Linked DNA regions of Homo sapiens: region 1 is linked to region 2. Evidence: chromatin loops called from intact Hi-C (ENCODE). Cell type or tissue: dorsolateral prefrontal cortex. All regions are shown on one strand. Each heading gives the region's core, and the rest is flanking DNA. Links, peaks and the distances in the headings are about the cores only. Region 1 overlaps PRR5L (proline rich 5 like). Region 2 overlaps PRR5L (proline rich 5 like).

What was found. Hi-C counts contacts between places; a loop is a spot of excess contacts. Peaks named below come from ENCODE experiments on the same cell type or tissue, not always from the same donor. Only the 100,000 strongest peaks of a DNase experiment are listed, where the experiment ranks them.
Region 1: a loop joins it to region 2, with 2.9 times the contacts of the local background. A loop is called at or near these places in 7 of 110 quality-filtered maps.

The regions. Positions count from the first base shown.
Region 1 is chr11:36,344,981-36,349,369 of GRCh38, reverse strand. All of the region lies in intron 1 of PRR5L (proline rich 5 like), which reads right to left. Among named protein-coding and RNA genes, the nearest start is that of PRR5L, 51 kb to the right of the region's middle. In dorsolateral prefrontal cortex, for the core only: no CTCF peak of the experiment used is centred there; no DNase peak of the experiment used is centred there; H3K27ac peaks cover 568 bases.
Region 2 is chr11:36,298,207-36,302,595 of GRCh38, reverse strand. All of the region lies in intron 1 of PRR5L (proline rich 5 like), which reads right to left. Among named protein-coding and RNA genes, the nearest start is that of PRR5L, 4.1 kb to the right of the region's middle. In dorsolateral prefrontal cortex, for the core only: no CTCF peak of the experiment used is centred there; a DNase peak (open chromatin) is centred at 1,795; H3K4me3 peaks cover 1,717 bases; H3K27ac peaks cover 3,584 bases.

The DNA of each region.
Region 1 (4,389 bases), core at 308-4,307, 47 kb before region 2:
TCCTATGGAATTTTTTTTTAACTTTAATTTAGTTGCTTTTAGAAACAACAGTTTTTGAAATCTTCAATTTTTCTTTTTTTTTTTTTTTTTGGCAGAGTCTTGCTGTCACCCAGGCTGGAGTGCAGTGGTGCAATCTCAGCTCACTGCAACCTCCGCCTCGCGGGTTCAAGCTATTCTCCTGCCTCAACCTCCCAAGTGCTGGGATTACAGGCGCCCGCCACCATGCCCGGCTAATTTTTGTATTTTTAGTAGAGATCAGGTTTCACCACGTTGGCCACACTGGTCTTGAACTCCCGGCCTCAAGTGATTCGCTCACCTTCGTCTCCCAAAGTGATGGGATTACAGGTGTGAGCTACCACACCCAGCCAAAATCTTCAATTTTTCAGCGAGGGATGCTAAGGACATTTTACATCAAATGTACCCTGAACATACTGTGTGCCTGATACCCCGCTTGGCCCTGAGAGAATAGGAAAGAACAAATCTTTTACTATACGTGAGTGGTCACGGGCTAGCTAACTAATTTTCTGAACTCCACTGCTCATCAGTAAAGTAGAGACATTGGTAGCGGAGTTATAGGGGTGTTGTGATGTCATTCAATATTGATTATCTGTGAAGACATCTGGCACCATTTCTGACACACAGCAATCTGCTTGAACTTGGCATCAATTATTCATTCTAAAATAATTTTTTTAAATAGCTATTAATATGAAAATATGTAAGACAAAGACCCAACTCTCTCAGATCTTACTTACAGTTATGGTTATGACACAGCCATGTGAGATTATTAATTTATGATGCAAATCAATACAGCATAGAATTACCAGCCCAAATGGGCAAGGCAGACAGAGGTGCCCGGAAGTTCCAGGAAGGAGATAAACACATGGTCGGAAGAGGCGGGGACTTGGTTAGTTAAAGCAGGAGTGGGATTCGGATGCATAGAAAGGTGAGGCAGGGAACTCGGGCTTTAGGCACTGTGTCACCTTCGATTTACATCCTTCATTTCTCTCTCCAAGGATATATCCATGGAGTCTTTCATACCTCATCTGCCTTATTAAATAGGAACAATAGATACCGTGAAGGCTGTTTTACAGATGAAAACAACCAAGGCCCAGAGAAAGCCATGCAGCCAAGCTATCACCTTGGTTTTGGCTAAGAAGAGTATGGGGTGAAATGTTGTGAAGTTAAGGGGACCAGCATGTCAAACACAGCTACAGGAGCAAACTAGAAGACTACTCCCGCAGCTGTTAGAGTAACGACCACAATAATAAGAACCAAGCCAACAACAAACTGTTAACATGTACTGAGCACTTACTGATTGTGCCAGACATACTGGAAAATGCTAAATGTGCATTGATTCATTTGATTCTCATAATGGCCCCATGAAATAAGTATCATTATCATAATCTTATTATGGCTCTTTTACAGAGGAAAAATGGAGGCTTGGAGAGATTCAGAAACTTTTCCAGGGTTGCAAAACCAGGTCTATCTATCCCAAAGTTCAGGCCCTGAACCACCATAGGAACTTTTTTCCCCCTCCCCAAGCTCCTGAATCTTGCAGAGACCAGGTCCTCCTGAAATACTTTAGAAGGAGGCTATGTAAGGATCTCGCCCTTACATGCTGGCTGGACCATCATCTGCTTGACAAGAAGTGGATATCAGTGGTTCAGGGCACAGCCTGGAGCATGGGTAACAGTTCCTTTCTCCTCTCTAGGATGTGAGGGCAGCTTTTATTTCTTCCATGCTTGCCCTCTCTTCTTCAGGCTCAGCAAGCTCCACTCCTCTTGACAGCACTTCCACACTCTTCACCTTCCCAGTCTCTGTCTTCAGCAAACATCTAGTTTGTCCATGTCTGCCTTACAACTCAGCACCCCAAAATTAAAAGGAAGTCCTAGATATGGTTTGACTGTTGCAAAAAACACTGGGACTGTCCCCTCTATTAATCAGAAAATTATACTTTCATTACCACCATCTCAAACTAGGTTAGGCTTTTAGCAACTGATGGTTTCTTGAAGCTTGTGGTCAATCAAAATCCCCTTAAATCAAGTCAAAACTGTCCCATTCCATAGGCAAAGTCATTTCTATACATCTGGGAATTCCCACTGCATATGTATTTCATTTTAGGAACGTGAAAAAGAAATTATGAAACAATACATGTGTTTCATTTCAAATCAAAGAAAACAGAAATGAATAAAGAAAAAATGAATAATCACCCTACTGCCAATCCCACCCTTTTTCTCCCCAAGGTAACCAGTATTAATAGTTTGGAGCCTATTCTTATAAAACACATACACGATATTCAAAGTTTCTTTTCAAAGATATTATACACTATGCAAAGTATCTGCAAACCATGACTGGTAGACAAAATCTGATCCACTGCTTGCTTTTGTAAATAAAGTTTTATTGGAACACAGCCACGCCTATTCTTTTGTGTATTGTCTATAGCTGTTTTTGCACTACAATTGCCAAGCTGAGTAGTTGTAGCAAAAACTGTATGGCCCACAAAGCCTACAATATTTACTATTTGGCTCTTTACAAAAAGCTGTTTGCCTATTCCCATCCTATGTACTATACTAGCTTGGTTTTTCATTTAAGTAAACATTGTGGTCTCCCTTTAGGTCACTGCCTACGGAGCTAATATTCTTTTAAAAGCTATCTAGTATTTCATAATATGAATGCTCCACAGTTTCGTCTATTATTTCACTATTGCTAGACACTGAAATTGTTTTCAGGTTTCTGTCACTATGGACAATGCTGTAATAAAACACCCATTTCTTTTTTTTTTTCTTTGAGATGGAGTCTCACTCTGTGGCCCAGGCTGAAGTGCAGTGGCGCAATCTCGGCTCACTACAAGCTCCGCCTCCCGGGTTCACGCCATTCTCCTGCCTCAACCTCCCGAGTAGCTGGGACTACAGACTCCTGCCACCACGCCCGGCTAATTTTTTGTATTTTTAGTTGAGCCGGGGTTTCACCATGTTAGCCAGGATGGTCTCGATCTCCTGACCTCGTGATCCACCCGCCTCAGCCTCCCAAAGGGCTGGGATTACAGGCATGAGCCACCACGCTCGGCCTAAACACTTATTTCTTAAATCCTTCAGAAGGCTGGGCCGGTGGCTCATACTGTAATGCCAGCACTTTAGGAGACTGAGGCTGGAGGATCGCTTGAACACAGGAGTTTGAGACCAGCCTGGGCTCAAATAATAAGGCCCCATCTCTACAAAAATATTAAAAAATAAATCCTTCAAAAGATGGATTTATTTTTTGAAATAAATCCCAAGATGATAAGGCCCCATCTCTACAAAAAAATTAAAAAATAAATCCTTCAAAAGAAACTGAGTATAATGAAGAGAGCCAAGGGGCTCTCAAGAGAAATACAGCCCTAATCTCAAACGTGACGCTCTCACTGTGTCAATAAGCCTCTTCAAGCAGCAGTTATAGCCAGCCCTGGGTGTTGCCACGCTCCCGTGAAAGGAATTATACTTTTAGGAAACAGAATATGTCTCCAAGTGAAAATCTTGTCCTGATAGACTCACCTAGACGCTTCCCAGCTTTCTGCCGAAGCACAGAGCTTTTCCCGGAGCATCTGCTGTTACCTGACCTACCCACACCTCCCACTAAACCCTCCATTACAACCATTAGGCTGGGGCACCTACCACTGCATCCAGACAGGGCTTTCTGCCACTGCCAGGGCAAGAGGCACCTTGGAACAGGGGAGGAGGAGTTAGGCTCAGGAGAGAAGATACCTTTGATCCTAGAGATAGAGGGAATATACACACAGGTCACTTGTTTCTAATCTTTTGGGGATCACAGACTCCTGAAAGCTATAGACCTTGTCTCACCAAAAACTATGTCTGTTTTTTTTTCTGCATGAATTCTTCATAAATTCAGGGCATGCACAGAATTCCTGAAAATGCTATCCACGGGGCACAATCCCTAGGTTAACAACCGCAGCTCCAGGTACACTGCAATCATGTTCCCTACGGCGGGTTACACACTGCAATCATGTTCCCTATGGCAGGTTACCCGCCCCTTGTCAGGAGTTTAAGACACAGCATATCTCTCTGTGATTCATTAACACTTCCCTTCCTCCCATCATCGACCTTGTGCCTGCTGTTCCAAAGGACTTCCTTGGGCTGGCAGTCACGTGCCCCCTTCTTCCTCTACCTATCCTGTTTGGGAAGATAAACTGACTTCCTAGCCCTCAAACCACCTCTCACCGGGTGCAGAACACAACCATCAGTCCCACGGGCCAACACCGTCCTTCCTGCCGCTGCTCTCACCCTGACCTCCCTTCCTAGCCTCCAGTCAAGCCCAAGCTGGAAAGACCCTTTTCTCTCTAGCCCTTTGCCATCTGGAAAAGCCTTCTGGAACATTCCTGAAGGCTGTAAATCT
Region 2 (4,389 bases), core at 65-4,064:
TAGGCTGGTCTCGAACTCCTGAGCTCAGGTGATCTGCCTGCCTTGGCCTCCCAAAGTGCTGGGATAACAGGTGTGAGCCCCCGCACCCAGCTGAGCCAGCATCTTTCTGAAATGAAGCCCCCCTAGTTATGCTGTGGTTGGGACAGAGTCCAAACTTATAAGACTCTATAGGACCTGCCTACCTTTCTCTTCCCATCTCTTGGTGACTCTGCTTCACATTTGACACTCACGTTAAATGTCTTTTTGTTCCTCTAGCAAGACAGGCCAGCAGGCCTACACACAGGCTGTTCCCTCTCTGCCTAGTACATTCTCCCCAAAATTCTTCCCCATCCCCGCTTCAAGGATCACTCTTCCTCAGGTCTTAGATGCTGTTTTCTTTAGAAGCATCCCTCATGCATCAAATTCTGATTAGAGGCCATTCATTGTGTTCCTGTGGTACCCTTACCTCCCATCAATGCGCTTGCTACTTTGTATTTTCCAGTTTTTACTACAAAATATTTCACACAGAAAAGCCAAAAGCACAGTGCAATAACAGTACAGTAAACTCCCATATACTCCCAACAATTGGTAACGTTTTGCCATATTTGCACATTCTCTTTCTGTCTCTCCTTCTCTCCCTCTGTATTTATTTGTTTCCAAGTAAATTACAGACATCATGATATTTCACTCCTAAATATTCCAGCTTGCATCTCCCCAAAAGAAAAAAAGATGAGGGGGTATTCTCCCACCTAAAACACAATAATTTCATCACACCTTAAAAAATTAATAATTCTCTAATATCACTGAATGCTTGGTCTACATTCAAATTTTCCCAGTCATTTTCCAATTCTCTCTTAGGGTCTTCCTGCTCCATTGCATTTGAATTGCTCTTTCATTGGCCCAAGGGCTCTGTAAGGAATGGAAGGTGTCCCCTCTGCTCTCCTCTCCCAGCACGCAGCTCAGGGCAGCCCCTCCGTATGTTTATTAAAAGAAAGGACAACACCCCGACCCCCCATGCCCCACTTCCTCCAGCTGGGAAGGGTCCTCGGCCCCCTACACACACACTGACCCATCATGGCATAGCATCCCTTCTGTAGTTCAAGTCAGAAACCTGAAAGACATTCTAGACCAACCCCTCCCTCAGGTGGCTGCCACTCTCTCCAGCTTAACCCCTCCCCATTCCCATGATCTCAGCCAGGGCTTCGGTTCTGCCCTTCATCTTCCCTCACCCCTCTCCCTGAGCCTTGACGCCTCTGATGCTCAAGTGTGTCCCCGTCCTGCCTCAGAGTTCCCTCTAAAAGACAAACCCACTCTGGTCACAACTCTGCTTCAGACCCTTCTGTGGCCCTCCCAGGGCCCAACCTGCCTACCAAGTTCCAATTTGGAAGCTCCTCCACCTTCTTCCTCCTCCCTCTTCTGACCCCTGCCCTCCCTTGACCCCGGCCTGTGCTTGAGCAGTTCAAAACCATCCATAGATCTCCAAGCACACCATGCTTTTCCATGCCTCCATGCCCTCTCCCTGAATCGCCCGCTTCCAGTGCTTTACCTTTCTCTGAGAACTGGAGAGAAGCTCAGACATCATTTTTCCCAGGGCCCATTCAATGACCTGCCCTTTCCTGGCAGAGAGCCCACAAAAGTCTTGGGCACAATAAATGTTTGTTAAATAATTGCTGAGTGGGTGAACAGAAATATCATCCTCCCCTTCCTCACTGGACGGAGACAGCTGCAGCTCCAGCCCATCCCAGGCCTGTGCCCTGGGCCCCAACTTCAGCCCGGCCCAGCCCAGCCCAGCTCTGCACGGCTGCCAGATGAACCTGACACAGCCTTGGCAGGCAGCCTCTGAACCACTGCCAGGCCCATATGTAGCTTTCCCTTTCCTAAGGAAGAATGGGCAATGACAGGCTTGGGCTTCTTTATTTGTAAAGAAAATAATTAAAAATCTAAACAAAAAAGAGGATTTTTTTTTTCTTTTAAATAGCTTCATATTCGGAAGTCATCTTTAGGTTAAGTACCTCCTGGGAGCTAGAAGGTGAGATGATATGGCCCCTTCTGCCTTGAATAAAATTCTCAGAATGCAATATTGCTGATATAGTTTGAATGTTTGTCTCCTCTAAATCTCATGTTGAAATGAGATTGCCAGCATTGGAGGTGGGGTCTAGTGGGACATGTTTGGGTCACGGGGGCAGATCTTTCATGAATGACTTGGTGCTGCCCTGGTGATAATGGAGTGAGTTCTTACCCTGTAAGTTCACAAGAAAGCTGGTCATTTAAAAAGAGCCTGGCACTCTCTTGCACCCTTTCTCACCGTGTGACATGCTCCCCCCTCACCTTCTGCCATGAGTAAAACTCCCTGAGGCCTCACCAAAAGCTGAGCAGATGCAAGTGCCATGCTTGTACAGCCTGCAGAAACGTGAGCCAAATAAACCTCTTTTCTTTAAAAATTACCCAGTCTCAGGTATTCCTTTACAGCAACACAAAACAGACTAACAGAATTGCTTTTATGCATTTCTACAAAAAAAAAAGATATTTCACTTGTACTTCATTATTCTGCTGATTAAATTATAGTGGGGCAGGGATGGAGGACTTTCAAGCAGTCAAAGACTTTCCTGGGTACACAGAGCTCATCTCACAACATACTTAAGAAAGCTCCTGATGCACCTGTCACTCCTGTTGCCAGCCCCTGCATCACAAGTGGTGCAAGCAGCGATGAAGTGTTTGTCGTTGTTGTTGTTGTTGTTGTTTACCTTTATAGTTTTCTGCTAAGAAGAAAACATTTTAGCAGCACAGACCAAACTCCAGTAGGTAAAAGCTCTAAGAAGCCTGGATGATGAAGGCCCAGAGAAGTAAATAATGAAGTGGGTTAAAGCTTGAATCTCTACTCCCCTCCCCGCCACTCGCTGAATAATCTCTTTTGGGTGAATTCGTTAACCTTTCTGAGCTCCAGATTCCTCTTCCATATGCAGAAGAACTCCTAGGGTTCTTTATGAAAACTAAATGAGATGCTATTTGTGTAGCAGGATGTAAAAATGACTATGGTCTCAGTTCAGGTATTGCCAAGGACAAAAGACATGTTTCAAAGTGAGCTGTGACACTGAGGCCATCATGCAGGGCTGACAAAAGAAGTGGCACGAAACTGGTTTCCCTCTTAACTGACCATCTTCAGCCCACAAAGAAAGCTGGGTGAGAAGAACAGTTGGTGGTGTAGAGGAGGAATTTTGGAGAAAGCAATAGGAGCACTCCAAGTCCCAATTGCCCACTACCCACCCTCCAAGATTGGCCTCCAAGATGCTGTGTCCCTGGAGGTTGACTGTCACTGAGGGCTGATGTCTGAATCATGTCTGTGAATCCCAAAATACAAGAGAGATGGAGTGATCAGCTGGAGTGGAGAGAACGTGGTAGCTTTGGATTTCCTGGGATAATGAAACGAGCATTTTCCATAAGCCAGAGATGTACTGTGGCCAACCTCTGGGATGTGTAGGTCCTTCTGACAAGGACCACCAGGAGGAATGGAAATTTACCTTCAGAGAAAAGCTGACAGCACTTGTTGTGGCCTCAACTATCCTCCCAAAATTTATATGATGAAGCCCTAACCCCCAGGACCTTAGAATGTGACTGCATTTAGAAGCAGGACCTTTAAAAATGTGATTAAGTTAAAATGAACCCCTTAGGGTAGGCCTTAATCCTCTCTGACTGCTGTCCTTATAAGAAGAGGACATTTGCACATGCCAAGAGACACCAGGAATGCACACACAGAGGAAAGACCATGTGAGAACTCAGTGAGAAGGTGGCCATCCACAAGCCAAGGACAGAGACCTCAGGAGAAAACAAACCTTCCAACACCTTGATCTTGGACTTTTAACCTCCAGAACTGGGAGAAAATTAAGTTCTGTTGTTTAAGCCCGGGGCCCCCAACTCCCGGGCCATGGACCAGTACTGGTCTGTGGTCTGTTAGGAACCAGGCCACACAGCAGGGACAGAGAGAGCACGAAGCTTCATCCATATTTACAGCTGCTCCCAATCATTCACATTACCACCTGAGCTCCACCTCCTGTCAGATCAGCAGCAGCATTAGATTCTCATAGGAGCACAAACCCTATTGTGAACTGCGCATGTGAGGGGTCTAGTTTGCATGCTCCTTATGAGAATCTAATGCCTGATGATCTGTCACTGGTTCCCATCACCCCCATATGGGACTGTCTAATTGGAGGAAAACAAGTTTAGGGCTCCCACTGATTCTACACTGTGGTGAATTGTGTAATTATTTCATTATATATTACAATGTAATAATAATATAAATAAGGTTCTCAATAAATGTAATGCACTTGAATCATCCTGAAACCATCCCTACCCTGGTCTGTGGAAAAAAGTGTCATCTACAAAACTGGTCTCTGGTACCAAAAAAATTGGGGA